Regions from separate parts of the Homo sapiens genome. Here region 1 is linked to region 2. The links are chromatin loops, found by intact Hi-C in ENCODE. Cell type or tissue: heart right ventricle. All regions are shown on one strand. Each heading gives the region's core, and the rest is flanking DNA. Links, peaks and the distances in the headings are about the cores only.

What was found. A loop is a pair of places that touch in the nucleus more often than their neighbours do. Peaks named below come from ENCODE experiments on the same cell type or tissue, not always from the same donor. Only the 100,000 strongest peaks of a DNase experiment are listed, where the experiment ranks them.
Region 1: it touches region 2 in a loop (2.1-fold over the local background); 5 of 110 quality-filtered maps call a loop at or near these places.

Annotation. Positions count from the first base shown.
Region 1 is chr6:118,386,233-118,402,719 of GRCh38, reverse strand. No RefSeq gene overlaps it. Among named protein-coding and RNA genes, the nearest start is that of PLN, 150 kb to the left of the region's middle. In heart right ventricle, for the core only: no CTCF peak of the experiment used is centred there; no DNase peak of the experiment used is centred there; H3K27ac peaks cover 812 bases.
Region 2 is chr6:118,458,808-118,475,294 of GRCh38, reverse strand. CEP85L (centrosomal protein 85L) reads left to right here. Exons shown (of 13, transcript NM_001042475.3): 11 at 4,651-4,758; 12 at 5,992-6,223; 13 at 9,727-14,523. The coding sequence ends at 9,890. LOC105377971 (a long non-coding RNA gene) reads right to left here and starts at 7,836. Exons shown (of 5, transcript XR_001743824.3): 1 at 7,755-7,836. In heart right ventricle, for the core only: no CTCF peak of the experiment used is centred there; no DNase peak of the experiment used is centred there; H3K27ac peaks cover 4,005 bases.

The DNA of each region.
Region 1 (16,487 bases), core at 4,505-12,504, 72 kb after region 2:
TTTACTGAAGGAAATTGTAATTTTCTTCTCATTTTTTTCTGTCTGATTCTGTTTAAGATTCAAACTTGCTTTTTGCAGTGGTCTTTCTCCTTGAGTCTGAAAAAAATAATTTTCTATAGATTGTCTAACACAGGCTTTCAAAATGTCTTCTTTGGAATATAATAACTCCACTGGTATTTTTCACTACAACTCAAATAGTTGGTATATACCCTGTAACATGAAAGATCCATTCTTTGTCTACATTATAATAAAATATATTTATTCCTGACTAGGCAAGGTTACAATCATGTTCAAAGCATAGGTAATTAATTCAGAATCAAATTGAAACAACATGGTAGAGATGATTCTTGATGCCTATGTTCAAGCCATTTTGGCCTACTCCCTTGAAATTATATCTTCATTCTAACTGGTTATAGTCCAAAGAAGGTAAATTTGAACAGAATTTGAGCTTAGCATAGAAATGCAAAGTCCTGAATGGCAGCCACAACAACTACAATACCATTACTTTGATTATCTCCTGCCCATGTTTTATAGCTGTAGTCTGGTTAAGTAATTTTTTTAAACAATTTTTTTGAGAATTTTTCTTCCCATTTATGCCTATCTTCTAAGGTTCTGATGGCCCTGAGACCAACCTTATCAACATGCAGTAGGGACTTTCTGCCCTATGGTCCCTAAAGAAGTAAAGCCACCACTCTAGTATAAACTCCCAGAAAGACCCTCTCTCAAATACAGGAGTGAATTTCTCTACACTCAAGGACATTTCTTCTCATTCAACTTCAGTTTCTAGAAAAACCTACTAATCCAAAAATGAAGCCATTTCTTTCTAAATGCAGACTGGGCCCTGTGCCTTAAGTTACTAGGCAACACTGTAATTAATACTTAAACATTTAAGCTTGTGGTATCATGCCAGTTACCACTCAAACTCCTGAGAGCACCAGCCACAAGAAGCACTCCAAAACACTAGGCTCCCCATGGGGTTCTTTGCCATCCAAATGCTACTTTCTCATCAAAATGTCCTATGTTGGTACCTAGGGTACTAATTACTTAGAAGTAACATTATTTCTAGGTCCTTAATCAATTGAACACAGCAAAATGAAGTAAAATGCACCTTGCAGTAGAGTTTCAGTCTTGTTGACTTGGTAACCCCTAACAAATATTAGATGGTTGAGCTCAGGCTTAGTTGGCACGAGGCCTCTTATTTTCTTCTTCTTCTAGGCCCTGTTCCTCACGTGTAGGGAGGGCTGTTTCTGCAGAGCACACATTTTACTCAGCCAACCATACAGAGGATTTTGATTGTTCAATAGTCAGTGTGTGGCGGAACAGAGAGGCTGGAATGCTGCTGGGCTTTTGATGCTGTGCCTCAGCCTCTCCTGGCAGCATGGTCAATGTGTGTCAGCTTATTCTTCTTTTCCCAGACAGATTTCTTTTTATTCTAATAAGGAAGAATCCATAAAGGGACAGTGAGAAGATCTAGAAGTATTCACCCCAATACTGCTCTGTCCCTATCGAAATGTAGAAGGAGAAGCAAGTATTCTCCCAACAGATATCAACTGAAATGAGGACAAAGCTCTTGTTTTCACAAAAGTTTTCTTGTTGGGTGTTGTAAGTGGATGAGCTATATTAGAAAAATATTCTTAAAACCTCAGAAGCTCAGTTTTAGCTGTTAAATTCCTTTGCAAATAGCCAATGGATTAATTTATTTTAGCTTATTATAAAGCAGGATAGGGTATTTCTCTTGCTTGGTTCCTTTGAGCCCAGAGTCTTAGAAATGGGAAATCTGGTTTATACAGAAACAAGTTCAGTTCTCAAGGTCAAACAGCATACTGATAGAAAGTCTTTATTTATTGAATCTGCTTACTCTGCCACACATCAAACAGTGTTGTCCATATGCCTTTCACACAAAGCAAGCCGTGGGATATTGCATAAAACTGCTGAATCATCGTCATGGTACAGATGAATGCACAGTTTTCAGGAGACAGCTCTTCTATCAACAAAGATTCCCTGAGCAATTTCTTACTATATTCCATATGATGCTGAGATAATTCCTGGGGATATAGTGATTGGTGTTGTATTGTCCTTACCTTTCACAAACTTCAAAGTGCCAAGTTAATACAATATTTAGTCTTTTACATACAATCTTATAAATTACATAGAATTCTGGTTGATAAGTGCAATAAGAACTCTTTTAAAGAGCACCTTGTTAGTCCACAGATCTGGTAACAATATAAACCAAATTTCAACCCCCTTCCAGGCATCTCTGTCACTGTAACATAAGAAGAATCGACAATGCTTCCCACATGAATATGTCACATTATATGGTGTTTACCAGAATTACCCAAGATAAAATGCTTATTGGCCATGTGAAAAAGGGAATATATTGGCTTAGGTAACTGGGAAGTCCAAAGAGCATCTGGCTTCAAGCAAGTTTTAAATTGTGTAATGTCATTAGTGTCCTGCTTCCCTTCATGTATTATCATGTGTTGGAGAGATGGCCAATGGTAACCTCAAGCCTATGTTTGCAACTCCTTATCCCAGCCAGCATCCATTCATGACATTTTAAGGAGGACTCTGTCCCAGTTTGGTTCAGATGTTCATGCCTGACCCAGTGGCCAGGGACATGGCCAATGCTATGAAGTACTACGACTGGTTAGACTCAACTCATGGGCCCACCCGAGGCAAGGAAAGGCTGGGGTCTGTGGACTCCCACCCTTTGGCCCAACTACATGAAATGAGAAAGAGGAAATTCCACAGAGAAAGGGATGATCATACAAGATGAGGAGGGAAAGGGTGATGGGAAGCAAAAACCAAAAAGTATCCAGGGAAATCGCTCTCTAAAATAGGTCTTTCCAATCTATTTACACCTGGAAATAGCAAGATTCTTATTCTGTTAGGTACTAGGGTGCTGGGAAATGTTAGAAACAACTGAAAGGCTGGAGAAAAAAAGCCCTGATTTGTACCATGTGGCAAATTCCATGGTATAAATACTCCTATATGGCTGCTCCAAGCTGCCAACCTCACATGACTGCACATGGAGCTCGGAAGATTTAATGTGTAGCAAGCAGCACAGCATTATATTCCATCCCAGATACAATGCCTATAAATGACCCCTAGAACACAGGTAATAGTAAAATGCAGTAAAATTATGAGGAAGGGATGAGTTTTTATTACATTTGTTTTCCATACAGTGTATTTAATTGCAAGTTTATATCATATACTTTTTAAATAATGGTTTTAATATCCCAGCTCTCATTGCCTCAATTAATTTCAAATTCTTCCTACCTTGGATAGTTTACACATTTACCGGTCTGGACTCGAGAGGTCCTCATGAAATTTTTGATTATCCAAGTTATATTTTTGATAGGGCAAAGTGCATTTCTCTCTTTTCTATTTTTAAGTGGAAAGTAAATATATGTTTTCTTAACTCTTAACAACTCTTCCTCTGGCTACCAGTAAATTTAGCTACACTGAAATAGAAGAACTTGTTCAAGATTTAATTGTCATTTTTTAGATAAACTCTGAAAATATACAAAACATATCCCCACAGAAAATAGGTCAAATACAAACTACATCACATTAAATGAATAAAATATAGCCTTAGAGGGACTGAAACGTGATAAAGTAACATCACTAGTTAAAACCAAGAACTCAATATAGATACATTGATAAAACAAAAATAAAAGCAACTTACTGCGGAACTACTCTTCAAAATTCAAGGAAAGAACATGGAAAAGTTCAAAGACTTGCTAACCACTAGCTCCTATTTCTTTTTGAGGGAAGAGGCCAGAAAGGGATCAGAAAATTTTCATTTTGTGTTTTGATCTACCTCTAAGATAACATATTCTGCAAATTTTCGTGACCCAAGTGGATAGGCTGAAATTACTCAGAGAAAAACTGAAAGAACTCAAAGAAAGAAGAGCTTGTATTGTCAGATGAATTATTTTTTATTAGTATGTCAGGGGATGAAGGGTGTGCAGGGAAACAAGCAAGGATGAGCGATCACTCTGGTCAAGAAGAGAATTCTCATCTTAGACCTTGGATTTAATGTCCAAGGTCCAAGGTTGGATCTATGCAAATTGCAAGTTGCACCAAATTATTTTTATAGGCACACTAGAAGGCAGGGGGTTTCTTCTTGTCCATGACTAGTAATTTCTTAAGAGAGAAAAATTATAAATCCCACTCTCACTTTGGGAGTCAAATGCTATTATCTGGAACAGTTGTTCTCTGCACAGCAGAATAACGCCACAGGCAACAGAAATATTTCTCTTTAATTAATTTTCACCAGGATCACTTTTGATTACAGACCAATGTTTAATCCAATTTTCCTACAAGTTGTGTGGGTTTGGCTTTCCCCAATGTTCTGTTTATAGCTTCTCAGTGTGTTGCTTGGAAAATGATATGAAGTTATAAAGATAGCTTAGTGACTTCATCCAAGACAGGAGGAAACAAAGAGGTGGCTCAGGAATTAGAAAATCCTTTTTAAGTGCAGTTGCCCTCTTAGGAATGGGTAACAATGGCAACCCCGTGAAACAAGCTACCACCCTCCTCACAATAGGGCAATTAGCTTGATGTGTTCAAATGAACTCATCTACTTCAAGAGTATGTGTTATAAATGCTCCTTGTCTCTGAAATTCTCTCAATATGTATTAAAAAATCCCAGTGTCTTTATTCTGGGCTATGAGAAATCTGCAGGAAATTAGAATATTGTGAAAAGGAAAAGATGACTGCTCTGAGACCAAAAATTTATCCTTAAACCTCCCAGTGCATCTTTATTCAGAAGAATGTTTCTGGATGGAAGTTACTATTTCTCAGCTCTGTGCAAGGAAATATTGAGCAAAGGTTCACTGAAGTCTGCAGCTGTCAGTTCTGGAAGCCCTGTGAGGTTGAGGAAATGATGCTTCTTGCCAACTTTAAGCAGGACTTTATAATCTGCTGACCTGGATTTAGTGGTCTCTGGGCTTCAAAAGGGTGCAACCAGGGCAAAGCAAAGGAAGAGGTGGGACTATGTGAAGAAAGAATGTAGGGTCTGACATTTGAGGAAGGAGCTTCATACTCTGAATCCAAGGGCAAGAATGAAGATCTAACCAGAGTGCAGGAAATAGGGAGGCGTGGAGCTATGGAAGAGAGAGAACAGGGAGGTGACCCAAGATGAACCCCTGAATTCATCTCTGAATTCATCTCTGTCATCTGGATTTCCATTTTCACAGGTCAGAAAGACCAATGGTCAGATGAGCTTGTTGCCTTCTTTCTCCTCATTTCTTGCTCAGATTAGCTTATGGAGGCTAGTCTGGGAAGGTCTCTTACTGGAGGCCACAGGACTGCTATGTCCCAGGAATTAGGCAATGAACCCACGAATGTCAGAAGGCCATTTGTATAAGAATATGGTACTCTGTCTTAGGAAAAATATGATGATGGGATGTAGATGTAGAAGTGTAGAATGGATGAACTTTGACACAATAAGGTATGACAGTAAAACGCTGTGTAATATCACTGTGGGATTGATGGTTTGACTGTAGCCAGGCCTGCTGCAAGCTTGGTGACACAGCAATAAATAGGAAGCAAAAGTGCATATGTACAATTGAGCAAGAATTTTTCATGCGTTAATAGGATGAATCCTTGAGTACTGACAGCATAAAAGGCTAGGCTTTTGTAACATAGATAATTTTTTCCCACAGATACTAACTTTACACAAATCTTTAGGTGGACATCTGTGAGAAAAGAGGAAGGCCTCAGGAACTACTTCCACTCACTTATATCAGTTAATTCATTTACTCAACAAATATATATAAGCACCTGACATGTGCCAGGTGCTGTTTTAGGCACCAGGAATATAGCAGCAAACAAAACATGCAAAAATCTCTGCCCTCTGAGAGCTTATATCTGGCAGGGGGAGTGAGACAATAAAACAAAAAAAATTGGTCTAGATTGAAAAAATCAATTAAAAATATTTGTTCAGGAATACATATACATGTGGTAAAACCATAAAGAAAAGTAAGAGAATACTAAACATAAAATTGTTGGTTTGACAGTAAGCTGAAGTGAAAGGGACTATAGATGCATCTGAGAGGTCATACTCAGGTGTTCTCAGGCCAAGAACAGCCCTTTGTGTTCTTGTGAGTCCTGTGAACTCAGCTCAAACGCATTTCTGTTCTGTATAGCGCTTAGCACCTTATCAGCCCAGAAAAAGACTGTGATTGGATGTAGGTAATTGAAAAAAAAAACTCCTAGTCAGACAATTTGTGTGTGTAGGAGTTGGACTAATGTCTCTGAATATTCCAACAGTCCAACTTCTAACCAGGGTGTCTGTATTCATCAGCATGGGCTGCCATAACAAAATATGAGGTAGTTTATATGATGAGGTAGTTAATATGATGAGGTAGTTTAAACAACAGAAATTTATTTTCTCAGAGTTCTGGAAGGTACAAATTCCAGGTCAAGATGCTGGCTGATTAGTTTCCTGGTGAGCGCTCTCTTCTTGGTTTGCAGACAGCCACCTTCTTACTGTATTCTCATATGGCCTTTCCTCTGCGGTGAAAAGAGAGAGAGAGAGAGAGGGAGCAAACGCAAGTTCTGGTATCTCTCTTTTCATAAGGACACCAATTCTAAAGTACTAGAACTCACACTTATGACCTCATTTAACCTTAATTACCTTTCTATATAAAGATCCTATCTCCAAATACAGTTACAGTGGCACTTCAGTATGTGAACTTGGGAGAGGGTGGGCCCAATTCAATTTATAACAATGCCTATGATAATGTATTCTGCTGTGAAACATTCTTCTGCTAACATGTTCAGGACGGCCCTCTGACCTGTGCACTTTTGCTTTTGCCACTTGTTCTCTGAATCCTTGCTTAAAGTCTGCCAAGTGCTATATGAGGTAGTTGGAATGGAGTTTCCACAAACAAACAAGCTAAAGCTAATATTTTCATCATGTCACTTTCATTCTTCTCTTATGAAAATTCATCAATCTGCTACTGGACTTTCAGATGAAAACCTGCATTTTTATATATAATTCTACTATAATTTTAGATTTATCTGACCATTATTGTTTGGAATGGTCCTAGCAAAGAATCTGTTTTATCAAATTCATGCCCTTTTAAACATGGCTGTTTATTAGCTATTTTTCTTTGTTTTTATTTTGTATTACACCACAGCTACTCAGAATTAGAGTAATCAAATTTCTGCTTCAAGATACTCATAACAGGCCAGGTGCAGTGACTCATGCCTATAATCCCAATAATTTGGGAGATTGAGGCAAGAGGATTGGTTAAGGCTAGTAGTTCAAGACCATCCTAGGCAACATAGTGAGACCCCATCTCTACAAAAAAAATTGAAAAATTAGCCAGGCATGGTAGTGCACATCTGTAGTCCCAGCTACTTGGGAGGCTGAGGCAGGAGGATGGTTTAAGTACAAAAGTTTGAGGCTGCAGTGAGCTATGGTCACACCACTCCACTCCAGCCTGGGTGACAGAATGAAATTCTATCTCTAAAAAAAAGGTTACTCATAATATTACTCCATATATGGCCTCTTTTATATCTTTGTTTGTTGGTTAGTTACCTTTAATAATGTCATCAGCATTCATGAACCTGCTACTCAGAAAAAAAAGCTAGCCTACATATGCCTTTTTGGTCCCCTTCCATGGTAACCTGTTGCTTCCCCTCACTTAAGGTAACCTCCATCCTGAAGAGGTGTTCATCATTCTCTTTTTTTTCTTTTTATTAAAATTATTTTTAAGGTTACAAAAATGAATATCAAATTGTATGTTATCTTCTAGGAATTAGTTTTATTCACTTAATAATATATAGCTAAGATGCTTTCATATTATTGTCTGTTATTGAAGGTCATTTATTTTAACCACTCTATGAAACTTTATGTGAATATAATACTGTTTATTCACCAGTCTCCTGACATGAGCTCTTGGGTTTTCTACATGTTTTGTTAATATGAACAATGGTGCTATGTGTATTGTTTCTGTGGAATTGTTGCTCACAGGGGGTGTGAATGTTCAACTTTATAATACTGCCATTGTCTGAATGTTTGTGTTCCCTCAAAATTCATATGTTGAAATCCTAACCCCCATGGTGATACTGTTGGAAAGTGTTACCTTTAGCAGGTGATTAGGTCATGAGGGTGGAGCCCTCACGATTGGATTAATGTTTTTATAAAGAGACCCAGAGAGTTAGCTATCCCCTTCACCATGTAAGAACACAGCAAGAAGGTGCCATCTAGGACCTGAAAAGCAAGCCCTTACCAGACACCACATCCGCCAATGCCTTGATCTTGGACTTCCCAGCCTCCAGAACTGTGAGAAAAAATTTCTGTTGTTTATAAACCACCCAAGTTATGGTATTTTATCTTAGCAGCCCGAATGGACCAAGACAAATATCAAATTGCTTTTCTCATGGTTTTAACATTTTGCATTCCCATCAGCAATGTAAGAGATCCTGTGGAACCACATTCTCTAAATACTTGATATTGTAAACTTCAAATTTTTTTGCCATTTAAAAGAATATAATATGCTATTAACTGTGTTTTTGTATTGTGTTTACTCCATTGCTAATGAAGTTCAATATTATTTCAAATCTTTTTTGGCCATGTGTATTTCCTCTTTTATGAAATGCATGGGTGGAATAATATTTGGAAAGAGATAAAATTAGAACCTTTCCACATTTCATATACAAAATCAGCTTCAGGTCAATTGAGAACTTCAATATAAAGAATGAAACTTTATACTCATGTTAGAATATATAAGTAAATATGTTTTAGACCTTAGTGTAGCAGAAGAGTTCCTTAACAAGACACAGAAACTATATCTATAAGACCATGATAAATTTGATTATATTAAAGTTGAGAAATTTTATTCATCAAAATACATATTCAAGATGTGAAAAAAGTTACAGAATGAAAGAAAATATTTACAATACACACTACCAACAAAATATTAGTATCAAAGTAATATCTACATTAAGAACACCTCTAAATCCTTAAGAAAGACATAAAAAATCCTATAGAAAAATAAGCCAAAGGCATGGAGATGTATTTCTTTTATTTCTCATTATATACCAATCTATTTTTAAAATTAGATATAATAAGGAAAAATGATTAAGAATATGAACTTTGCATTTTAAAAAAGCTATGGTTAAAATCCTTGCCCTGGTACTGATTAATTGTGTGATCTTTGGCAAGTTTTCTTAAACTTTCTAGGTTTCAATATTCTCAGCTGTAAAATGTTATTGTGCCATTAATTGATGAATGGATAAACGAAATGTGTTATATCCACACAAGAGAATATTATTCAGACATGAAAATGAAGTACTGACAGCTGCTACCACATGGATAAACTTTGAAAATATTATGCTAAGTTAAAGAAGCCAGGGACAAAAGGCTGCATATTGTATGATTTGATTTACATAAAATATCAAGAACAAGCAAATCCATAGAGACAGAATGTAGATTATTAGTTGCTATGGTTTGAATGTGTTCCCTCCAAAATTCATGTTGAAACTTAATCCTCATTGTGATGGTATTAAGAGGTTGGGCCTTTTGGAAAGTGGTTATGAGGGCTTTGCCCTCCCAAATGGATTAGTGCCTTATAAAGGGGTTGAGGGGAACAAGCTAAGTCCCTTTTTCTTTTTCTTTTTTCTTTTTTTTTTTGAGACAGAGTCTTGCTCTGTTGCCCAGGCTGGAGCACAGTGGCACAATCTCATCTCACAGCAACCTCCATTTCCTGGGTTCAAGCAATTCTCCTGCATTAGCCTCCTGAGTAGCTGGGATTCCAGATGCCTGCCACCATGCCCAGCTAATTTTTGTATTTTTAGTAGAGACAGGGTTTCACCATGTTGGCCAGGCTGGTCTTGAACTCCTGACCTCAAGTGATCTGCCCACCTCAGCCTCCCAACGTACTGGGATTACAGGTGTGAGCCACTGCGCCTGACCTCTTAGTCCCTTTTTTGTTCGTACCTCCCTTCTGCCATGTGAGGATGTAGCAAAAAGGCCCTCACCAGACATCTAAAGCTAGTACCTTGATCTTGAACTTCCCAGCCTCCAGAATTGTAAGAAATAAAATTTCTATTATTTATAAATATCCAGTCTTCTGGTATTTGTTATAGCAGCACTAATGGACTAAGACAGTGGTTTCCAGGAGCTGTGGAGTGGGACAATGACTGCTAATGGGTGTAGAGTTTCTGTGGTAAGGAAATGTTCTGGGATTAGATATTGATGATGGTTGCACCATCTTGTGAATATACTAAAACCCACTGAATTGTACTATTTAAACTGGTAAATTTATAGTGTGGGAATTCCATCTCACTTTTAAAAAAGAAAAAAAGTTATTGTGGGTCAGGCGTGGTGGCTCATGCCTGTAATCCCAGCACTTTGGGAGGCTGAAGTGGGTGGATCTCCTGAGGTCAGGAGTTCGAGACCAGCCTGGTCATCATGGTGAAACCCTGTCTCTACTAAAAATACAAAAATCAGCTGGATGAGGTGGCGGGTGCCTGTAATGCCAGTTACTCAGGAGGCTGAGGAAGGAGAATCATTTGAACTCGGGAGGTGGAGTTTGAAGTGAGTCGAGATCGCACCATTGCACTCCAGCCTGGGCAACAGAGTGAAACTCCATCTCAAAAAAAAAAAAAAAAGTTATTGTGAGTGTTATATAAGACAACTCATGTAAATGTCTCAGCATATTGTCTGCCACATAATAATCATGCAAAAATAATAGGTAGCTTAAAAAATGAGATTCCATTTTCTTCTGTTTTACTTTATAGCTATGAATATCTCTCTCCAGCATATATATTTTTTGGACTCGGATTTCATATAGCATTCTCCTTCAGAAATAGAATCAAAAGAATTATGATAGCTATCCATGTAAATAATAGTTACCATTTATCGAGTGCCTGCTAGATACTAGTCCCAACACTAGATGTTTTCTACGATTTACTTGTTAGATCTGTAGAACAATCTTATGAGTTATCCCTATATTACATTTGAGAAAACTGGGGTTTTTTGGCTCGATATCAAATAACCAGCTGACCCAAGATAAAACCAAGAACTGTTTTTTGTTTTGTTTTGTTTTGTTTTGTTTTTTAGATGGAGTCTCACTCTGTCACCAGGCTGGAGTGCAGTGGCATGATCTTGGCTCACTGCAACCTCCACCTCCTGGGTTCAAGCGATTCTCCTGCCTCAGCCTCCTGAGTAGCTGGGACTACAGGGGCGTGCCACCACACCCAGCTAATTTTTGTGTTTTTAGTAGAGACGGGATTTCACTATGTTGGCCAGGATGGTCTCAATCTCTTGACCTCGTGATCCACCCGCCTCGGCCTCCCGAAGTTCTGAGATTACAGGCATGAGCCACCGCGCCTGGCCAAAACCAAGAACTTTTAAACTCCCAAAGTCTACTTCTTTCTATTATATCATATTACACAAAGGCATAAATTGCTGTGGGAAAATGCTGAAGAATGCCAAAGAATGCTATGAAGCAATTGACTCTCATCTAGTAATATGTTCAGACCATTTTAAAATAAATCTTTCTATATAGATTTTTTTTCTTTGAACACTAGAGACTATTTTATAAATAGACAACTGCTATTGCTGCTGGTAGTAGTTTGCTCCTGATATTCTCCTAATTTCCTTTCATATACGACACAAAATATGGATTAACTTATAGCATAAAAGAAGAACCAAATTAGTCATAAATGTCAATTCTGTGAATAATTTTAATTAAAGCATTTGAAATTCCCTTATCATAATTTTCCACAGCATCTCTCATAATTAGTAAGAGCTCTGAACCAGTACTATGGTGTTAGAAAAATTTGTAATCAACTGCATATAATTGAAATATCATCAATAAGAATAGACTGTAAAATCATTGAGTAATGTAGTCTTCCAGCAAGTCAGCTTCCACAAACAAACCTCCATGGAGGTTTTATTTTAACCCCAGGCTTTTTTTGATCTGCTGGCAACCACAAGACTTTGAGCTAGGGCTGAAGACATCACAAGAAAAGTTTCTTTCATGAGATGATCCTTTTCATCATTGTATCGAATTCTCTTATCAGTTCTTATCAGAAGTGTGGCACTTGGGGTCAACAAGCTTTCAGAAGCTGCCCCAAAATGAGGCCGAGGGAGTTTGAATGGAAAGTAAAATGTCCCCTTTCAACTTGGGCAAGCTGCATGTCATATATGAGAGCCAGTGTTTCAGGAAGAACAGCTCTATTCCAAGTATATCAGAAAGCTGGCATTCCACATCACAACTGAGCCTCTTGTATTAAGGAGAAACTAACCTTTGTTGGTGCAGTTTATGAGGGGGACACTATAATATTTACCTTCCATATGCATCTCATTCATCCAGTACCATTGCTCCTCTCTTATAGCCAGGAAATTGAAGCTGAAAGCTGTTAAGTAACTTACCTACACAGCTAGTAGGTGGAGGGGTCAAGATTATAACTGGCCCCCCAAAGTTAGGCTGTTTTCATAACACTATTGCCTCTCAGAGAAATTCATTGGCTAAGCGATGAAGAATATTGTAAACATAAGAATGAACTAATTCTTTTATATATGCCCTCTAAAATAAGATTTTAAAGACATGTCCTGAAGAATTATTCTATTCTAAAAGTAAATATATTTCTATTTGTACAGTTCAATAATCCTGATTGTTATGGAGAACATTTTTTATTCCTCATTCTTTGTGTTTCCAGGGAAAAGCTGCTAGTCTCTTTTCCCACTGTGTTCTTATTCTTTCCTGAGGGAGGAGGATGACCACTGGGAGATTGCTGAGAGCATCCTATCCAGTGTGTTGCTGTGGGGAGAGGGCTGCACTGAGAGATTCATGGGCCCTGACTCTCTTCTGCTTTGCTGGACAACTTATTCTCAGATGTGCTAGACTCCCGTTGCTCTTCCAATGTCTATGTGCTAATCAGCCGTCCCCTCCCTAAATTCTTCAGCTTCCAGAGGACCAGTTTAATTCAGTTGTGGGAGTTGTGATATTTGTGGGGTACTAGGCAGATCATTTTTGCCTTAAGCCTAAACCATATTTCTGACACACTTTATGAAATACCCTCTTGTATAACTTGACAATTTGACATCCATTTGGCTTTGGTCTTAGTGTTTATATTTTATTTGCATCATTTAACTTTATTCTTCTAATAACTCTGGAGTCATTTATTCCTCACTTTCTTTCACAACCCACCTCCAGTCTTTCAGCAAAAACATCTTTTCAAAAGTTAACCTGAGTCCATCTTTTCTCTTGGCCTCCCATGCTATCACCCTGGTCTGAGCAACCTTCATCCCTGGCCCGGGTTACTGTTAGCACCTCTTGACTTAGACATGTGTTTCTGCATTTCCCTCCCAGAGCAAGAGTGAGCCTTTTGAAATGTTGCTCCTCTGCTCAACACCCTGGAAGGCTCCCCTTTTCACTAGAGTAAAAGCTAAAGTCATATGGACAGCCCCATTTTCCTCTGTGACTTGTCACTTACTTGCTAACTCCCCTTGCTAACACAACTCCAGCCACACAGGCTTCCTTGGTGTTCCTTGAAAACACTAGTCACATCCATCTCAGGCTCTTGACCATCTTATTCTTCTGCCTAGAACACAATTTCTCTAGGCACCTATTCATTGAACTCCCTCATCTGCAAGTCTTTGCTCAAATTATTGCCCTCTCAATAGGGCTAACCAGGACCATCCTACTCAAAATCACAAACTGTCCCCCACTCTTGTGCTCACTGTCCTCCATAATTTTGTTTTCCATGACATATTTGTAACATAGATAATTTATTTATTATATGTTTTGTTTGTATTATGTCTTTCCAATTGAAATTTCATAAGCTTTACTGTATATTTTGTTCACTGGTGTAGTCCAAGTGCTTGGAACATATTTGTTGAATGAATGAACAAATGAATGAATATGAAATTATAGATTTCTGTACTTTTTCTATTTCCTTCCGTTTTTTTGTTGTGTTTTGGTTCTATTTCCTTCCAGCCATTTTTTTTATATTGTGTTCTCTTTTTTTATAAAGTCATGCTAAAAACAGCAAGGAGCAGGCAATACACACAAATGTGCAGTTCTGTTCAAGCAGTTACCTCAGAGCTACCGGCTCAGTAGGTACAGTAGTCCCCTTATCTGTGGTTTCACGTTCTGTGGTTTCAGTTACTGGAGGTCAAATGTGACTCTAAAATATTAAATGGAAAATTCCAGAAATAAATAATTCATGCGTGAGTTTTAAATTACATGCCATTCTGAGTAGGGTGATGAAGTCTCTCACCATCCCACTCCGTCCTGCCCAGGATGTGAATCATCCCTTTGTCCAGCTGTATAAATAATCTATCCATTATTCACTTAGTAGCCACTTTGGTTATCAGATTGAAAAAATATAGTTTTTAATAGTATATATAGGGTTCGGTGCTATCCAAGATTTCAGGCATACGCTGGACGTCTTGTAATATATCCTCCTTGGGAAAGGGGGGACTACTGCATGTTACTGCAGACAAATGTTTTGTGTGGTATAGAAATGTCTCCAACTTCCCAGCCTATAATGTTTATTTCTTCACCACTCACTGCCTGACTGTTAAGCCAATGGCATGCATATTAGATTTTTGTTAAGATAGCACCTATTTCATTTACATACTTCTGCATGGATGGAGTAACACTAGCTTCTGTAACAAATGGAATCCAAAATAGAGTGGCTTAAGAATCCAGAAGTGTGTTTCTCCACCAACAGCCTTGAGGTGAGTTTTGATGGCAGCTCTGCTGTGTGATGTCATCTATACCCTTGGGCTGGCAGTGGCCCTGTTTTCTGCAAGATATGGCTCCCAAGCTTGCTTTAGCTGTTACCATTCCCACGTTTCATTAGCGAGAACTTACCTCATGGCCACCCCAATTTGTGCAATGAAACATAGGAAATGTAGTTCCTCACTGGACAGCTAGGTCTCAACTATAATCCTATTACTATGAAAGAAAGGCGAAATAGTATCAAATTGCAGTCTTAGCACAGGTAGGTATTATTTTTAATGGATAGCTTTATTATTTAAATTTACATATAGAAGTCACGTTTTTAAGTTACACAATTCAGTGTTTTTTAGTGTATTCACAATGTTGTTCAACCATCACTATTAATTGCAGAAACTTTTCATCACTACAAAAAGAAACACTATGTCTATTATCAGTCACTCCCTGTTTCTCTGTCCCCCAAAACCTTCTAAGCCACTAACCCATTTTTTGTTTCTATGAATTTGTATATTCTGGACATTTTATATAAATGGAGTAATACAATATGTAACCTTTTGTGTCTGGCTTCTTTCACTTAGCATAATGTTTTCAAGGTTCATGCCATAGCCTGTCTCCCTACTTCATTCTTTTTTATGGCTAAATAATAGTCCGTTGTATGGATATATCACATTTTGCTTATCTGTTCATTGACCAGTTGATGGTCATTTGGTATTTGGTTTGTTTCCACATTTTGGCTGTTATGAATAATTCAGGTGTGAACATTTGTGTATACATTTTTGTGTGGCTATATGTTTTTATTTCTCTTGGGTATATATCTAAGAGTGAAATTGCTGAGTCATGTGGTAACTCTATGTTTAACTTTTTTGAGGAACTGTCAAACTGCTTTCCAAAGCAGCTGTACCATTTTACATTCCCACCTGTGTTGTATAAGGGTTCCAATTTCTCAACACTTATTATTGTCTTTTTTATTCTAGCCTTCTCAATGGGTGTAAAGTAGTATCTCATTGTGGTTTTGAATTGTGTATCTCTGATGACCAATGATGAGCTTTTTTCTTTGTTCTTATTGGCCATTTATACACTTCTTTGGAGAAATTCCTTTTCAAATCTTTTGTCATTTTTAAATTGGGTTGTCTTTTCTATCATTGAGTTATAATAGTTCTTTATTTATTCTTTATAGAGACCCTTATTAGATATATGACTTGCATTTTCTCCCATTCTGTGGGTTGTCTTTTTGCTTTCTTGATAGTATCTTTTGAGTTATCTTCATTTTTTACAGTTGAGGAAAATGTGGCTGAGATATTAAATAGCTAGTCCAAGATCACCAGGTAGACCATGTTCCCCAGTCTCCCTTGCAGTTAGTTATGGCCATGAGACTGAGTTCCAGCCAATACACTGGGAGTAGTGGAGGAGATGGGGATGTGTGCCACTTCCAAGCCTAGCCTATAACAACTTCCCCTGTGTGATGTTCATGCTCTTTCCTTGTTCCAGGGCACTGGGATGGTGGTGTCCAGGACAACTCAGACACATCAGAATCATCATTTAGCCTGGGTTTTTGAATGACTGTGGAATGGTGGGGGTGTGGAGGGAGAACCACTGGCTGGAATACCTGCCCAGGGCTGGCACAGCAGAGAAAACAAACAAACTTCTTGTTCTTTGGGTCACTGAGTCTTTTGGGTGTACTTGTTACTTCAGCTTAGCCATCCCTGACTAATACAACTCAGGTTGCATTCTGCTTGAACATTCTCAGTGCTGGAAGTTTCACTACTTTTCAAG
Region 2 (16,487 bases), core at 5,413-13,412:
ATATATTCACAGATAAGTGGAACCAAGACCATAGTCAATTTTAGAACATTTTTATCATCTCGAATAGAAGCCTCATTTTTGTCACTTCCCTAAGCCCCCATCCACTTCCCCAGCCATAAGCAACCACTGATCTACCTGCTATCTCTATAAATATACCTATTTTAAACATTTCATACAAATGTATATATGGTCTTCTGTGACTCTTGACCATATCCAGCTGTTAGGCTCCACTAATTGTAGCCAATCATTCAGTTGTTTTCAACAATGCCCTGTGGCATAAATTGCTTCACAAACTGATCCATTCTAGCTCTTTTGAAGGGACAGTTCATTAGCTTAGTGTTTGAGATTTGTTCTGACCTCAGGAGTATTCTTCCCAGCTATCTCACTGTTTTTCCCTGGGAAAGTAGTCTATGGATTTAGCCTATAGGGCCAATGGGTCTAATAGTATCCTGTCAACTGCCTTTCATGACAATCTCCAATGTTTTTGAGTGCTCTAAGGCTTTGTCATCACACTGTTGCAAATGAAGTGAATTCCTATAGAGAGACATTTGGAGCTTCTAGTTCTATGGCCTACTTTTCCTCAGGCAAAATCTCTTAAGCCAGGTTAATTGGTGTGGGGACAATGACAAATTTCTGAATGGTACCCCCACTCTAGTAGCTGAACGCTCACTGGAGGGAGTTCTGGCAGCAGCCCTACATCTTTTTGACTTGCCTCTCCCAGCGTAGAACCAGTGCCCCACAAGCTGGGGCAAGGGTCAGGATTTCTGCACTCAATGTAAGCTTCCATCCCATAAGGGGATTGAGGTAGAAGAAGGGAGCCCCCCATCTCTTGGTTGCACTTGCCTAAAACAGCCTTTGCTAGGATGATAAATGTTGATGCCCTATCTTTTCTGGAAAGAGAACTGTCTAACTAGGGTCTGGGAGGAGAGGGAGCCGTGTGTTATTGGCTCTGTCAGTCTGAAGTAGAATTTCCATCCCAATGAGATGTGAGAAGTCAGAGATGGAGTTGAGTTTTGTTTCATTTTTCTACTCTAGAATCCTTTCGTGAAGCAGAGTTTTATTTCAAATACCAGTCTCTTACTCTTCTTACTGAGTTTTAGTAGATTTCCTTGAGTAATGTTTCTTCATTTGCTATATGCTCTTAGGACCATTTCCAGAAATTTTTAATTATAATATTCACCAATTTCATTGAGTGGTAGGTCTGTGGAGCTCCTCACACTGTCATGCTAGAAGCAAAACTCCAGGCAGATTGTTTTTAAAGTTTTATCAAGTTACAAGATGATAACTAATTTAAGAAAGGAATTCGAGCTGTACATTGTCTTAGATTCTTAGAAACATTAAAAAAGGCTCTTTTTTTTATTTCTTATCTCCCCACCACCAAAATAAACACCCTGCTATACATTTCAGATTTCCTATTAATGGCATCTCTGCCCTTCCATTTGTTCAGTCCAGGTATCCTAGATTTATCCTTGACTCCTCACTTACCTCACATTTGACAGCAAATTCTACTACCTTGAAAGTATGTCTAGAATCTGACCTCTTCTCCTTGCCTCCTCCATTGCCACCCTGTTCCAAGCTGTCTCCCTTTCTCATCTGGGTTATTTCTTCATGCTTCTACCCTTGCCTGTGCACAGTATACTCTCATTAGGTTAAGTGATCCTTTTGAACAAAAATCAGATTACATCATGTCTCTGCTCAGAACTCTTCAGTGGATCCTCATTTTTTTTTTCCAGAATAAAAATCAAAGTTCTTATACTGATTTCTGAGGCCCTATACAATCTGTTCTGCATGCTGTCTTCCTTCTCTGACTCTTTCTCCTACTATTCTCAGCCATCCTGGCTCTCTTGCTTTTTCTCAAACACAGAAGACACCATCTGTCCCAGAACCTTTGTACTGATAGGAACTCTGGATATCTCTGGGACACAATCTCTCACTTCCTTCAGGCCCTTGCTTACCTGAGATTTCAGTCTCCTGACCCTTACTGTGCTCTGTTCTCCACAGCACTAGTCAAATTCTAATACATGATACTGTGTAACTTGCATATTTATTTTATTTCTTTTGGTCTTTTTTCTCCTAGTAAAGTTCCACAAAGGCCAAGAGTTTTGACTGTTTGTTCACTGATGTATCACTCAATGAACAGAACAGTGTTTGGCAATGATTTTTGCATGAAGGAATGTCCCTGTGAATTTCTTATATGGTATGCATGTTTATGTGTGTATATATGCAGTAAAAATGTTAACATAAATTTTCTTTCAAAATAGTTCCTTTTAAATTGGGTTTGGGGATTATATAGAATCTGGACTAAGGCACACCTGGTTTTCCCTCATTCAAGCTATTTGTAAATGGGGCATTTCTGGATACTTACGTTAAAACAACAAATGTGCTTATTTCCACTGTTCAACTTCAAACATGATCATTATAAAGACCTTGTAGGTTAGTACCTTGGCAGAATTTTTAAATGTCATGATTAAACTGAGAATTTGAGAGCTGTTGTAGGTGTTTGCAAATTAATTTTTAATTTTATTAATCCCCTACATGTCTAGTGAATGATAAATAGTTATTGTAAAATTCACAAGGCCAAACACTCGTTTCAGAAAATATGAGATATTTCATTTATGCATTGTAAAGTACTACCAGTTTGAGCAAGTATATTTTAAGAGCTTAAGAGATTTCAAAAAAATGCTCTGCAAAAAGTATTTATAAAATAACGCACAGTATTCTTGATAGAATTTTTCTTGTTATCTTTTAAACATATCTTAATACAATTTAGGATAGAGAAGTAATTAATGTTTTAGGTGAAATGTTACTGTCAGACAACTATAGCACTCATACCTAGTATTATCCTAGACCAATTTGTACAGCACTTGGTCCTTTCAGGATAAGCCTATCTGCAATGTCTTTTACCTATTAAAGTGCTTCTTGATAACTGCCCTTCAACTCAAGCAACATATGAGAAATCTGATTTTCCTTTTTGTGATAAATGGCAATACTGCCAGACATTTTCAGTTTTTCTGATGGAGAAGATTGCCTGTTTCTGCACTGATTAAAATCAGTCTTACATAGGGACATATTAGTTGGATTTATTAGCTAATTATTAGTCACATTCAACATGACTCTGAATTGGTAAAAATATAAAACTCTTATCTTTTAAAGGACTGTATTCTGTTACAATGTATCATTATTATAATTATTCTGTTATATATAATAATTATATTGTGAAAACACCCCTCGAGTTTAGTTTTTTTTTTGTTAGAATGTGAGTTTGAGTAGTGTGTCTATGATGCCCTTCTTCTGTAATTCTAATAAACCGTCACAAATCTTGAGAAAATTTAGGTTGAATTCTGGATTCCAGCCAAATAATCTTGTTAGGCCAGAAAGGATAGATCTTCAGCTAGGTAAATAACTCTCCATGTTCATTTAATCAAATAAGATTTGAGTCAATCTAATGAAGTTACAAAGGAAATTTCAGTTTTCAATAATACACGTATTCAGAGAGCCCCTTGTTGACTTGGTGCTTTTTTTTTTTTCATTTTTGTGGAATATAAAACAACTTTTCCCTAGAAGGAGAAACACTTGTTATAGAGTTTGATTCATTTCTGTCCAACTTCTGAGTTACTAAATGTAATATTTTTTTCAGAGTTTAGCAGACAAATGAAATTTAAAAGCAACAAGTTTGAGTATCTGTTACTGATAAAACTGCTTTATATTTATGGAGTCTTATTTCAACCCATGGTGATAGCTATCTTTTTTTACTCCATCCAAAGATAATGTGAGGAAAATATCTTTATAGTAGATTGTGTGCTATTTAGGTGGTCAGCAAACTGAAGTATTGTCAGAATTGAGACTAAATACAGACCTGAAATAAAATGATAACCTCTCTTCTGGTCATATGTTTATTGATTTTGTGGTCTAATAAAAGGAAAATAGTTGATAGAAACACTTAGAATTCACTAATAACTACAGGGTGTATGGCAATTTTTTCTTTTAATATATTGGTGAAAAGACTAACCAAAGACTCAAAATGTCCTTTATGCTGCTTTGGCGTACTCACAATAGTGTCATGTCTAGGTAATTTGCAATTTTATAAGGAGTAAGAAGGAGATTAGCTTATCAAATTCCCATAATAGACCTTTGACCCAGAGTTCACAGTATATTCACTGCTTGGATTACTATACAATGAAAGACGGGAGCTATGTTTCAAATGATAGAAAATAGGGATGATATCATGATCTTATTATCTTGCATCTCATTAACTGTAAGCAAAATGTAAAACAAAAATATAGATTTGTTGCTAATACACTCTCTACATATAAAAAGTTAATGAAATAAGAACTGTTTGTAATACCATATTAAGTAGGAACTTCAGATTTGACATGTTTTATACAAATTAAAAACTTCCTTGGTAAAAACTGTAATTTAAAAAAATCCAAATGTATTCTGGGAAACCAGCATTTCTTTTTCTTTTTTATTTGGATTCAGCCACTCTCTAACTGATAGGGATTAGTTTAAAAGTGAAGGCTTCATCTTCCAAGGGGATGGGGAGGAAAGAAGATTTAAAGTATTCAGAGCCAACATTCCTACTTCTTTCTGTTTGAGATTTTTCTTTACATGTTAACCTGTTTTGCTTTCCAATTTTTTTAAAAATTCTAGTCTATGCAAGGAAAGCTTTCTAAAGAGAAACTGACCACTCAAAAGATGATGGAAGAGCTGGAAAAGAAAGAAAGAAATGTACAGAGATTAACAAAAGCATTGCTTGAAGTGAGTAGAAGAAATTCAATTTTGCTTTGAAAGGATGATTCACTATAAAATGCTTATTTTATAGATATTAATAGAGCATTTTCAGATTAAAGACATGATTTTGATATGCCTGTTAATTAATTCCATTGTTTCTTACCAAAATTATTATAAAAAGACAAACCTTTATTTATTTTGTGTTTTAGAATACAGTTTCACATAATTATAGTACAGTATATATTTATTATATTTATTAGCTGGCATTCATCTATAAAAAAGTTTTTTTCCAATCACCCCAGGCTATTGAGTTATTCTGAAATACAGTTCCAATTGGAAAGCTAATTAAAGTTACCTTTAATTAGCAGTTTTCAAGATAAGAAGGTAGCAGTTTTGGGGATCAGCAATTCAGAGTTGTTGGTTTTTTCTTTTTTTCTTCTTCTTTGATTTTATACTTGTTATTTCTTTGTCTCTCGCACCGAAGTTTGTGGTTCCTATCAACATTAACATAGATGCTTCCCCCCACCAATATGCAAAAAGTAGTTTCAAAGTAATTAAACCACTATTGCTACTAACAATAAAAACCACAGAGTGAGGTTCAAAGTTACTTTTTAGTTCTTTTTATCCTTGGAATAAATCTCATTATAGAAAAATACAGGCTGGGTATGGTGGCTCACACCTGTAATCCTAATACTTTGTTTTGGGAACCTGAGGTGGGCAGATCACTTCACCCCAGGAGTTTGAGACCAGCTTAGGCAATGTGACAAAACCCTCTCTCTACAAAAAATGCAAAAATTAGCCAGGCATCATGGTGTTTACCTGTGGTCCCAGATATTCAGGAGGCTGAGGTGGGAGGATCACCAGAGCCCGAGGAGGTCAAGGCTGCAGTAGTGAGTCATGATTGCGCCACTGTACTCCAGCCTGGGTGACAGATTGAGGCCCAAAAAAGAAAAATACATACACAACCAACATGCTTATTACGTGAGAGACTCCTAGAAACTGAGACTGGATTTATGTTTCCTCCCTTGGATATACGCTAAAGCATCAGATGGCACAGAGAAACAATTTCCACTATTTAAATTGTTATTTTTCTATGTGTTTTTTTTCCCACTGCATATATGTAGTTGAATTTGGTTAATGTGCATATAATATGACTCCATCGTTTTGTTTATAGACTTGGGGGAGAATGTTAACCTGTATGGCTTTGAGTACCTTTCCTCTGTTCTAACAATCTGATGTTTGTTTTCTTTATCCTTGCAGAACCAAAGACAAACAGATGAGACATGCTCTTTATTGGATCAGGGCCAGGAACCTGACCAATCTAGGCAGCAGACAGTTCTTTCCAAACGGCCACTATTTGATTTGACTGTGATTGATCAGCTGTTCAAGGAAATGTCCTGTTGTTTGTTTGACTTGAAAGCATTGTGTAGTATTCTTAATCAGCGTGCTCAGGGCAAGGAGCCTAATCTTTCATTATTACTGGGAATAAGATGTAAGTGTCTGATGACTTGTCCTTATTTTGTGGCAATTAGAAACCTATCTTCATGAATCAGGAACTTCCGACTGCCTTTTCTCTGTTTATTTTTGTAATCTCTTTTCCTACTTAGAATCAGTCTGTGGGTTTATGTATACCTGTTATTACTTCATTGCAAGAAGTGAGTAGGGTTATAGCTGACATTAACTGCCACTTGGTAGAATGCCTGGTGATGTTTCCTATGTTGAATCTGTAAATATGTGAATAGAGTGGTAGTTAGGTGTGACTTCCCATTTTCTCTTCCAAAAATAATGATTCCTTCTATTTGCTTTCATGTGTTAGTTGTATAGATTAAGTGACCCAACCATATTGTCCACTGGTAAAATATTTGAGAAATATTTTTGCTTTCCAGTGCAGTATATGTTCTATGGCAGCTGCTTCACGTGAGTGCCAGTGATTTCACATGAGCCAGTTTTCACAGCCTACAAATCTGTTGCCTTTGTCATGCGTACCTGCTGGCTTAATGTGACACCCATTCACTCTTGGCCTCAATTCTGTCTTCCTCCACACATAATTGTGGGAGCTGCCACAGTAATAATCCTAGTGTCCCTTTCTTTCTGTGCTACTTTTGCAGAAACGCTCATCTCTGTACGTGGTTCCAAATCAGGATGTTAGTCTCTTTATAATAGAGAAGAAATGAACTTGGAAGGAAATAGGAATGCAGTAAGACCATATAATAAGGTTTATGGGCCAACGTGTATTTAGTAGCTGCCTAATATTATGGTTAATAATACTGGTTTTGTTTCAAACAAACTGATTTTGTTTCTAGTTTCATCAAAAAGATTCCACCATTTTGCATCATAATAGTTATTTTGGCAAATCAAATAATGCTCTTGACCAAAGTATATCACTTGTTAAATGAAACATTATCTGTGCTCAACTATGTCCCTTTCATTTCATAGACATTTGTACACATACACAAATGTGGATATCGAAAAAACACATAATGTTTAAGTATATTCACTCACGGAGTAAACATTTATCAGATGCCTTCTATGGTCCAGACACTAAGTAAGTGCTGGTAATGCAGATAACCTGAACACAGTCCTTGTCCACACATTAACCAAATTATTAGAGCATTCTGATAGGTGCTATAGTTGAGATGTGGACAAAGGACAGTGGGAGCACAAGAGGAAAAAAACAACTAAATCTACGTGGGAAGGGCTGTGGAGACTCCACAGAGTAGTTGGTGTTCAGTGTCGCTCTCAGACGAGGAAGAGGAGAAGTTTGCCTGGTGAACATGGAGTGCTTTAATATCTCTTGGGAGCAAGAAGCAAAGCTCACACACAAAGGGAACTCACTTTCTTCATGATTTTAGAGTTGGTCACCCTTTTAATTACTTTAGAGTCTCCTACATTTTCACTGTCATAAGGTAGCATTTGTTAAGTTTTTCAGTAATAGAGTAGTAGAGCTATCCTAATGTGAATCTTACCACGCCCACCTCCCAATACTCCTTCTAGTCTTTAAAGTTTGACCCCAGAATCCTTACCTTATATTTGGCATTGTGAAAGTTTTACCAGCCAGTTGATTTGTGAAAAACCAGTCACTTCATGGCTCCATTTACTCACCCTGTCCTTCTGAAAACTGTGCACTACCTTGGTTTCCATGACATCATTCTCTAGGTTCTGCTTCTGCCTTTATGACTGCTCAGTCTCTGTCTTCTGTGGACTTCTCTGCCACTTAATTATTGGTATCCCCAGAAGCCTTTTGTTACTGGTTTTGTGTTTGTTTCTTTTTATTCAGTACTTTATCTGAGTGATCTTATCCACTCCTGTTTTTTCTGTTACTGCCATACCTTTCACCTAGACATTTATCTCCTTTACCCAGACATTTATCTCCTCTGGGCTCCAGATTATATTCCCATGTATATTAGAACTGGCTATTTCAAATGCATCACAGACTCTACACATTCAAAACCAGAACACACTTTCCTTCCCTCCCTGAACCGGTTCCTCTTCTCAGTGAGTAACACCACCATTCACCTGTCACTTGAACCCAGAATTTATTCTCCACTCTGCTTTTTCCTTCATCTGGCGCCTGTGCCCAATCCCTGCCCATCACTCAAGTTGATGATGATTGAGTGCTATCAGTTCTGTCATCTGCTTACTACATCTAACATTCCTGCCCTTCTATCTCCATTGCACTATTGCCTTAATTTAAGTTTTCATAACCCGTCACCTATACTGGTCTCTCTGACAACCATCTTTCTCATCCCCTCCCCCTAATCCATTTTACATTGTTGCCAGACAGATCTGTCTAAACTATGAACCTGGTTTCCTAATGCCTACACTGCTCTGTGGTCAAGATAGGTAGCTACTACCTACCTCTATAGCCTTATTTCTTGGTACTCTCCTTTGTCACAGTTTGTACTCTACCATTTTAGAGCTAGATACTGATTTTCTTGAGGTTTCTCAAATTCTATCATACTGTTTTGCTTTCTGACTCCACTTTTGTTCATTTTGCAGTTTGGCCAACCCAGTGAACAAGCAACTGTTACCTCTCCAGTTAGGACTAGTTGTTTGTTTTTTTATGCCACTGCAACTTGTATATAGTGGTAGGTTACCCACAGTACCTCACTGTGTTCATTTGTTTATGAAATTGTATGTAAAGCATCGAGAACAAGCCACTGTGTCTGTTCCTTTTCTGACTTCAACATCTAACATAGTTCCTATATCATGGCAGATGTTCAGTTAACATTTGTTAAAATAACAGTCACTCACTGACTCTTATGCCTACAATAAACTACTATGAAGGTATAAGGAGAGGTTTCTTTTGTAATCACTGGCTCTGCCTGATTTTATGTTGAGATATGCTTACAAAGAGAAGAACTGAAGTAAATAACTAAAAGCTGGCTGACTCAAGGCCCTCAGTTATTCAGCCATTAGGCAACCAGCTATCAGCCTGATTAAATTGTTTGGGATTGTAGGGTCCCAGCTTTCACTCTTCCTCTCCCTCTTCCTCTCCCTCTCTGTCTCTCTCATTTTCCCTCCCCGCTCTCCCTCTGTGTGTGTGTGTGACACTTACTATGTATTTGAAAATTAATATTTTCATGGCAGTAAACCCACTTTGCAGTCGTAAATATGTAAGATACCACCTCTTACTACACAAATGGTCTTCAGATTTTGCCAAATGGGAAAAACTGAGTGCTCTAGTTGAGCTTGAAGAGAGACATTAGAGTATGCTTTTTTTCACTTTTGGAATATTGTTACCCATTAAACATGCTGAATTTGTGTGTATCACTGTGTGCATTTAATTCAGTTTAATTTGTGAAATTTATAAAGGACCAAGTGGATAAGATCTGTTTAATATTGAATGATGCATGATTTAAACATAACTTGAACCTGAGCCTCACTGGTATTCAGTGTGTAGCACTGTATTTCCATGATGATTAAGGTGAAAAATTCTAAAATGTCTTTGTTCAAAAAAATGTGAGATATTCTCTCTATGTTTTATTTACACAGCAATGAACTGTTCAGCTGAAGAGACTGAGAATGACCACAGCACAGAAACACTCACTAAAAAGCTGTCAGATGTGTGCCAGTTACGAAGAGACATTGATGAATTAAGGACTACAATATCAGACCGCTATGCTCAGGACATGGGAGACAACTGCATTACTCAGTGATCAAGTGTTAGTCCCACAGCAATAATGACCTGTTGTTTAAATGCTGCTGTGTTATGGAGCCATAATGGAAGGTTGCAAGTGACATGACTTGCACTTAGGGATTTTTTTTCTGTGGATTTGTTTTGTTGAAGGGGAGAAGGGAAGTGAAGAGATTTTGAAGGGGCTTATCTAATCAGGCAAAAAGAAAAAAAATCAAATTACCTTTGGAAAATATGATAAAATCTACAAGGAAAAAAATGTCTATATTCTCAAACTACTGATTGTAGGACCAAGCTGTGAAGAGTACCCTTCACATGAAGGAGTAGGATTCCTTTTAATCCTATAGCTTTGTGTGTTTGTGTGTGCATGTATGTGTGTTGTTGTGTGTGTGTGCACGTGCTTTATTCACAAATTTATAAGGGTTTCTAGGGTCAGAGCAGAGCTTCTGAGAAAGGCACACGCTGTTTATTCTTATATTTCTTTCATATAGAAGCTTGTGTTGTACTTTGGGATTTTCAGTGGCTGGCTGAACAAGAGTTCAAACAGCAGGCAAGTGTTGTCATGGTAGTACAGGAGGCAAAACCATTTATATTTTGAACACTTACTGCACTGATAGGATGTTTGTGGTTGAGCTGATTTTAGTACTGTAGATAGGTCAGCTGTTTTTCCAGAGTGATTGTGGATTTCCCAAGAGGTGTGAAATTTTGACGTGATGCTCTTTTTCCTTAGCATTGTAATGTATGTGTTACAAGAAAGGTTAACATAACTTGAACTAATTTTAACATGTTCCTTACTATTTACAATTTTTTATTTATATGTTTTATATATATACATATATAAATGTAAACAAAGCCATATATAATTAATAAAGGCATTGGATCATTATTATAAAAGGAAGATTAACAAAGTTACCCTGGAACAATAGCTTACTTATCCAAATCTCAACATTTACATTTTAACAGTTTTGTATGTTTCAAAGTTGAAACTACTGTAAGAGAAAGCCAATACTATTTATATCTGAATCAACAGTAGCATAAACATTTTTTAATTGAGATTGTATTTTAATCCCTTTTGTTAAAGTACATTAACAACAGTTTTTCACAGGATATGAACTTGGCGAAATTAGTTCTTAATCTGAATTACAGGGTATTACTATGAAATGCAGTTGATTTTGCAGTAGACGTACAGTCATTTAAACTTCCAAATGAGTGTTGTCCATGTTTCTGTTGGTATTTTGGAAGGATTATACATTTTATTGCCTTCAGCATTGATTATGTTCTTTTGAATATACTTAGTTTTGGCGAAAGCCTTGTCCTTTGTAAGTTGGTTTGATCTTGTGATGCAACCAAGTCTCATTTAGGTCAAGACTAAATAAGAGATGGAGGGGTAGAGGGTGTGACTCAAGCAGGATAATATTGATTTGATAAAGAGCATATCACATGCCTGTTTTCTTGCCAGATAAAGGGCATAGCACATGCCTGTTTTCTTATATACTAGAATAAAGGCTCTCCTAGGAAAGATTTTTCTTAAATATTTAAAAGTGAAAATGTGAGACAAGGCCTTCAAGGAGACTACCCAGGAAGATACACAGTTTAAAATGTTGGCTATACAGCTCTCAATAGATTATTTTATAGTTATAGTTGAATAATCAGTTATAATACACTGTAAAGAAATCAGATTTTCCTTCTGTTTGGTGTCTGAGTCCTTCCTGCTCTTCTTACTTCTGAGAATCTGGGCACTAAGAAATCAGTAAGTACATTGTAGTGCTCCTGCATCCCAGAGTCCTTAACCTAAGGAGGGTCTTAGTCACTGGTAAGAACTTGGCTTTCTAATTATATTCACTTGGTTTTTAACATTAGTAGCTTGACGATAATCAGGGTATAGTAAATTTCCACCAAAAATGTGATGCGAAGAATTCTGCCTTGGTCCTTTATGGTAAAACAGATAATAACGTCTAAAATAGATCAGCCACAAGTGCAGCAAATATTTTTACACTCTCTTTGAATAGAATCCCAACCACCCTCCCCCATGATTTTAGAAATAAAGGCTTCCTAAAATAATAGAACAAATTGGCAAACAATCACTAATTGGACCAGTAGGTTCTTACTTAAATATCTCTCCTAGATTTTTAGTGTATGTTTTGGGATTTTATGGGTTTATTTATTTTTTTTTTTTTAAGCAGACGTTACAGTTTGTTTTAATCTACTATAGATACGTTTTTGTTTTTTGGCTTAGTTGGGGATAAAATAATTTATTTGTAAGTTAGCTTTCTAAAACTTAGAGAAAGTAATTTAATTCACGTATCTTAAAAATAAAATTCCAAAGTTAAAAAATTTCTGACTTAGTAGGAAGTTAACAAAACTACTGCTGATGCATTTCAGTTTCCAAAATCTGTACCCTCCCCCCATAAAAAAGGGAGTTAAGATGTGCTAGTTTAAGTAGTTAGCTGAATTATAGATTGATCCTCTTAAAATCTGGAGTTTGTAAAGGGGCCTACATAAACAGTAGATAGACTTGGAGGGATTTTGTGGGGGAATTGAAACTAATAGTATTCTATCTAGTTTGTCAGTATTTACTTTTTGATTTTTATTTTTCAGAAAATTTTCCTTTCCCAGGACACCCTCTTGTATTAGAATATCCTCTTCTGTATCACATTAAAAACAGATTTTACTGTTAGACCAAATAAGATGGGCAAATAGCAACACTAGAGCATCTCACCCAGTTTGAACTAGGATGTTCGTGGAAGTTATGACACCAATATATTCCTGAAATGAAAATTAACCTAAATTTTAAAGTGAATCTATTTGAAAATTTACTTAGATAATGAAACCTCGTTTTAATTGTGCTTTTTGTGAATCCAACACTTGTTTGCTTAGAAAGTATCTTATCCAGTATTAATATTTTGTTCTTTTGGGTTTTAAAGTTGAGCTTATTCAGCCTCAATCACATTACAGCAAGCATAAAGTAACAGTTGACTCAATGAAAGACCCAAATTGCCTGTACAGATAAAATTCACTGAATCAAAGGCACAATAGCTATCTTTTCACTTGAGCTCAGAAAAGTAAAATGGCTTAATTTGAACTATTAATTTTCAGTGGCCTCTAATTAAACAAAAACAAAAAACCACAAATACTGGCTAGGTAAGATATTCCTGAGGTCATTTTAAAAGAAGTGTGGCACCTAGGATTCAATATTTAATGCTAACAGTATTATATTTTAGTGAAATTTATTTTGGTGGTGACAGTTTATTAAACCTAATTAGACTTCTTTCAATAGCTTGTTGTAGAGACAATCTCAAGGGCTGGAAAGTGTTGCTAAAATGAATGTCATACATTTCTGATATACTAAGGAGCTTATAAAGTAATTCTTTCATAGTGCAAGAATTATTAATTTCTTAGAGGATGTTTTTAAAGGAGCTACTTAATTGGGAAAATGTTCTTTAAATATCAGTAATAGTTCATTAAGTAACATAGTAGCTAAGAACATGGACTATATTTTCACAGCATAGTTCAGCTTAGGCACACCTTTAGTTTGGATTATTGGCATTCTCTTACGTAGGAATTATATCATTGTAGATATGTAATTATGGTAATAAGCAATTTTCATAACCATGCTCACTCAGACTATATCATTTGAAACTGCCATGTTTCCATTTTTGACAATTCATGTTCACAAAACAACAGGAACAATTTCCTATTTGGTATAAAGAGCAAAATTTCCAACTTTGCCCCAAAATGCCATGGGTGGCATATTGCCATATGATTATATCATATATTTAATCATGTATGGGAAAGATTTTGGATTTTTTTTCTTATTTAAAAAAGTGCTAAATATAAGAATATAGTTTTAAATCAGCAAGTCTAATAACACTATTGCAGCTGTACACAGAGAGAACCTTTTGTGCCTTTTTGCCTGCAGTAAGCATTTATTTCTATTTTACATGAGTTCTAAGAATGTTGATGATTATTGCACCTTGTTCTTCTGTATATAAACTTGATTAAGGAATTTTTTTTTTTAAAGCAAGGAGCCGTTTTTTGTTACTAGGTGGATACCTTAGTAAACATGAGGGGAATTATCAGATAGATGTCTTTGGAGCCCAGCCTTCCCTGTGTAGTGAGCTGGAAACTCCTTTAGATTGTATTCATTGGTGTGTATGTATATGTACATATATGTATAAATAGTTAAATACATAAACATAAAACTTAACATCGCATTGTTGTGATGACAAGAAGTAGTAAGGTGCTAGGTGGTTACATTAAAAAGCACAGCACAGTGTATAATCAGTCACTATGACTGGTGGTTTTGTAAGCTGGGTTCAGTTTTTGAACCACCCAGAATACCTCATGTGTAAATACAGTGTTCATGACTTAATTGAAATACAGTTATTGTTTAAAAAAAAAAAAAAAGAATGTGAAGCCACTGGTTGGCTTATGCCTTCTGATCTATCATTCTTGCCTCTTTTTTTGTAAAGGGGTTTTCTTCTTGTTGTTCTGTTTTTTAATAGGGTTTACAGCTAGAATTTTGAATGCCAAAGTTCTATTTATTAAATTAAGAAAAAAGTTTTCAATGTTAATGGCTAGTATTTTTCCACTGGACTATTGTTTGTTGATGTTGGAATTTGTATTTACAGAGAAATAAATTTTTTATAAAAAGATTTATGTCCTCTAAGAGCCTAATGTTAGTATAAGAATGTATTTGTACTTTCAGACTCTCTATTCTGAATTCTCAATGACAAGAATGTGCTGTCTTGACTTTTAGGTGAAAGCTTTGTATAAATGCACAGGAGAATCTTTGACTAAAACATGGAGAATTCTGCCTTCTATCTTATAATTTCTTTCCAATTACAAAAAAGCTTTTTCTCAGGGCCTTCTCATAAAGGGTACTGAGATTTTCTGATGGCAGGTACTGTAACATAGGAAATCATGCCTGTGTCCATTTCAGTTAATAGCACAGTGTCTCCTTTCTGACTTTCTAGAATCCCTGTTTAAACCAGGAGTCTTCTTTCTAGTTTTCCAACAGACAGAATCTGACTTCAGTATTCTACGTTGCTGAAAGTTTTGGTTGGCAAGTTAAATCTTTTATTTTCCACCCTCTAATCAAAGGTTAAGAACGTACTAAGACATATGCAAATAAAGCCTACAGGGGCCCTGACATCTCAGCTTTGGTGGTTTGCCAGTCTAGTCTCAAAAGTGCCCTGCGGATGGCATCCTAAGTCCTTGTTCTAACACATGTGGGTTATAACCTCAGTTTTTTCTTTTTTTTATTCTTTTTTTTTGTGACGGAGTCTTGCTCTGTCCCCCAGGCTGGAGTGCAGCGGTGCAATCTCGGCTCACCACAACCTCCGCCTCCCAGGTTCAAGTGATTCTCCTTCCTCAGCCTCCCGAGTAGCTGGGACTACAGGTGCGTGCCACCATGCCCGGCTAATTTTTGTATTTTTAGTAGAGATGGGGTTTCACTATGTTGGCCAGGCTGGTCTCAAACTCCTGACCTCGTGATCCACCTGCCTCAGCCTCCCAAAGTGCTGGGATTACAGGTATGAGCCACCACGCCCAGCCTATAGCCTCAATTTCTACAGGCAGTTGGTTAATGTTTGGATTAGCGGTATCTGTTACCAGTTTAGATAATTTGGCATTGCTCTGTTGGAGTGTTTAATGAGTTAACTCATTAAAGTTAACAGGGAAAGAAACACTTTGGAGATCCTGCATCACAGGCTACTTAGGTTGCAAGCAAATGTCTTAGAAATAAGAGCAGGAAGGATAAAATCCTAGAATATTACTAAGGTGACCGGTAAAGAAGTTTCTCCTTCAGAATGAAAGGACTATTTTTGACCTGGAAAAAAAGTTTTTTGATAGGGGAGGGAGGTGATCAACAAAAAGCTTTTGATAGGGTACATCCTAGGATTTTGCCAATAGTTTGAATTTCTTTTATGACAAGTTTCCCCAACCAAACAATCATTCTATGTCGAAGAGCAGAGGACTCAGTTAAAAAGAGGTATGAAATAGGATGTTAATAATGGCACAACATGGCAGAGTGGATCCAGTAGAGCAACAGTTTACAAATGAATAGCTCTCTCACATGTCAGTTAAGACATTCTCCTTGATTTAGAGGAGATTCCAGTTTTGGAAATTATAGTAAAAGTTTTTTAAAAAAAATTTAAGTAAAATTGCTATCCTTGGCAGATACCTGATGTGATCACAAAAAGAAAAAATCTTTTCATTTTAGCCAACATGTTTTTAAACAATCTCACTTCATCTCTGTTGAGTACCTGCTAATAAAAGTTTTAAACTAAACGTACACGTGTCCTTGACCAGGAAATTCTACTCTTAGGTGTTTATTTGAGATGAATAAAAACATGTTCACAAAGACTTGTAGATGAATGTTCATGGCAGGTTATTCAAAATAACCCCAAACTGGAAACAGCCCAGAGGTTCGTCAGTAAGATCTTTCCATCCAGAGTTGAAAAATAGCATTCTTTTACAACCTTGGGTTCTAACTGATTGAGAGTCACTTTATTCTATATACTTTTTGGAAAATGGAGTAAGTTTAATACATAACAAAGTAGTGGATAGGAATTGGGAAACAGACCTCCCATTTACCAGAGGACTTTGGTTTACACTT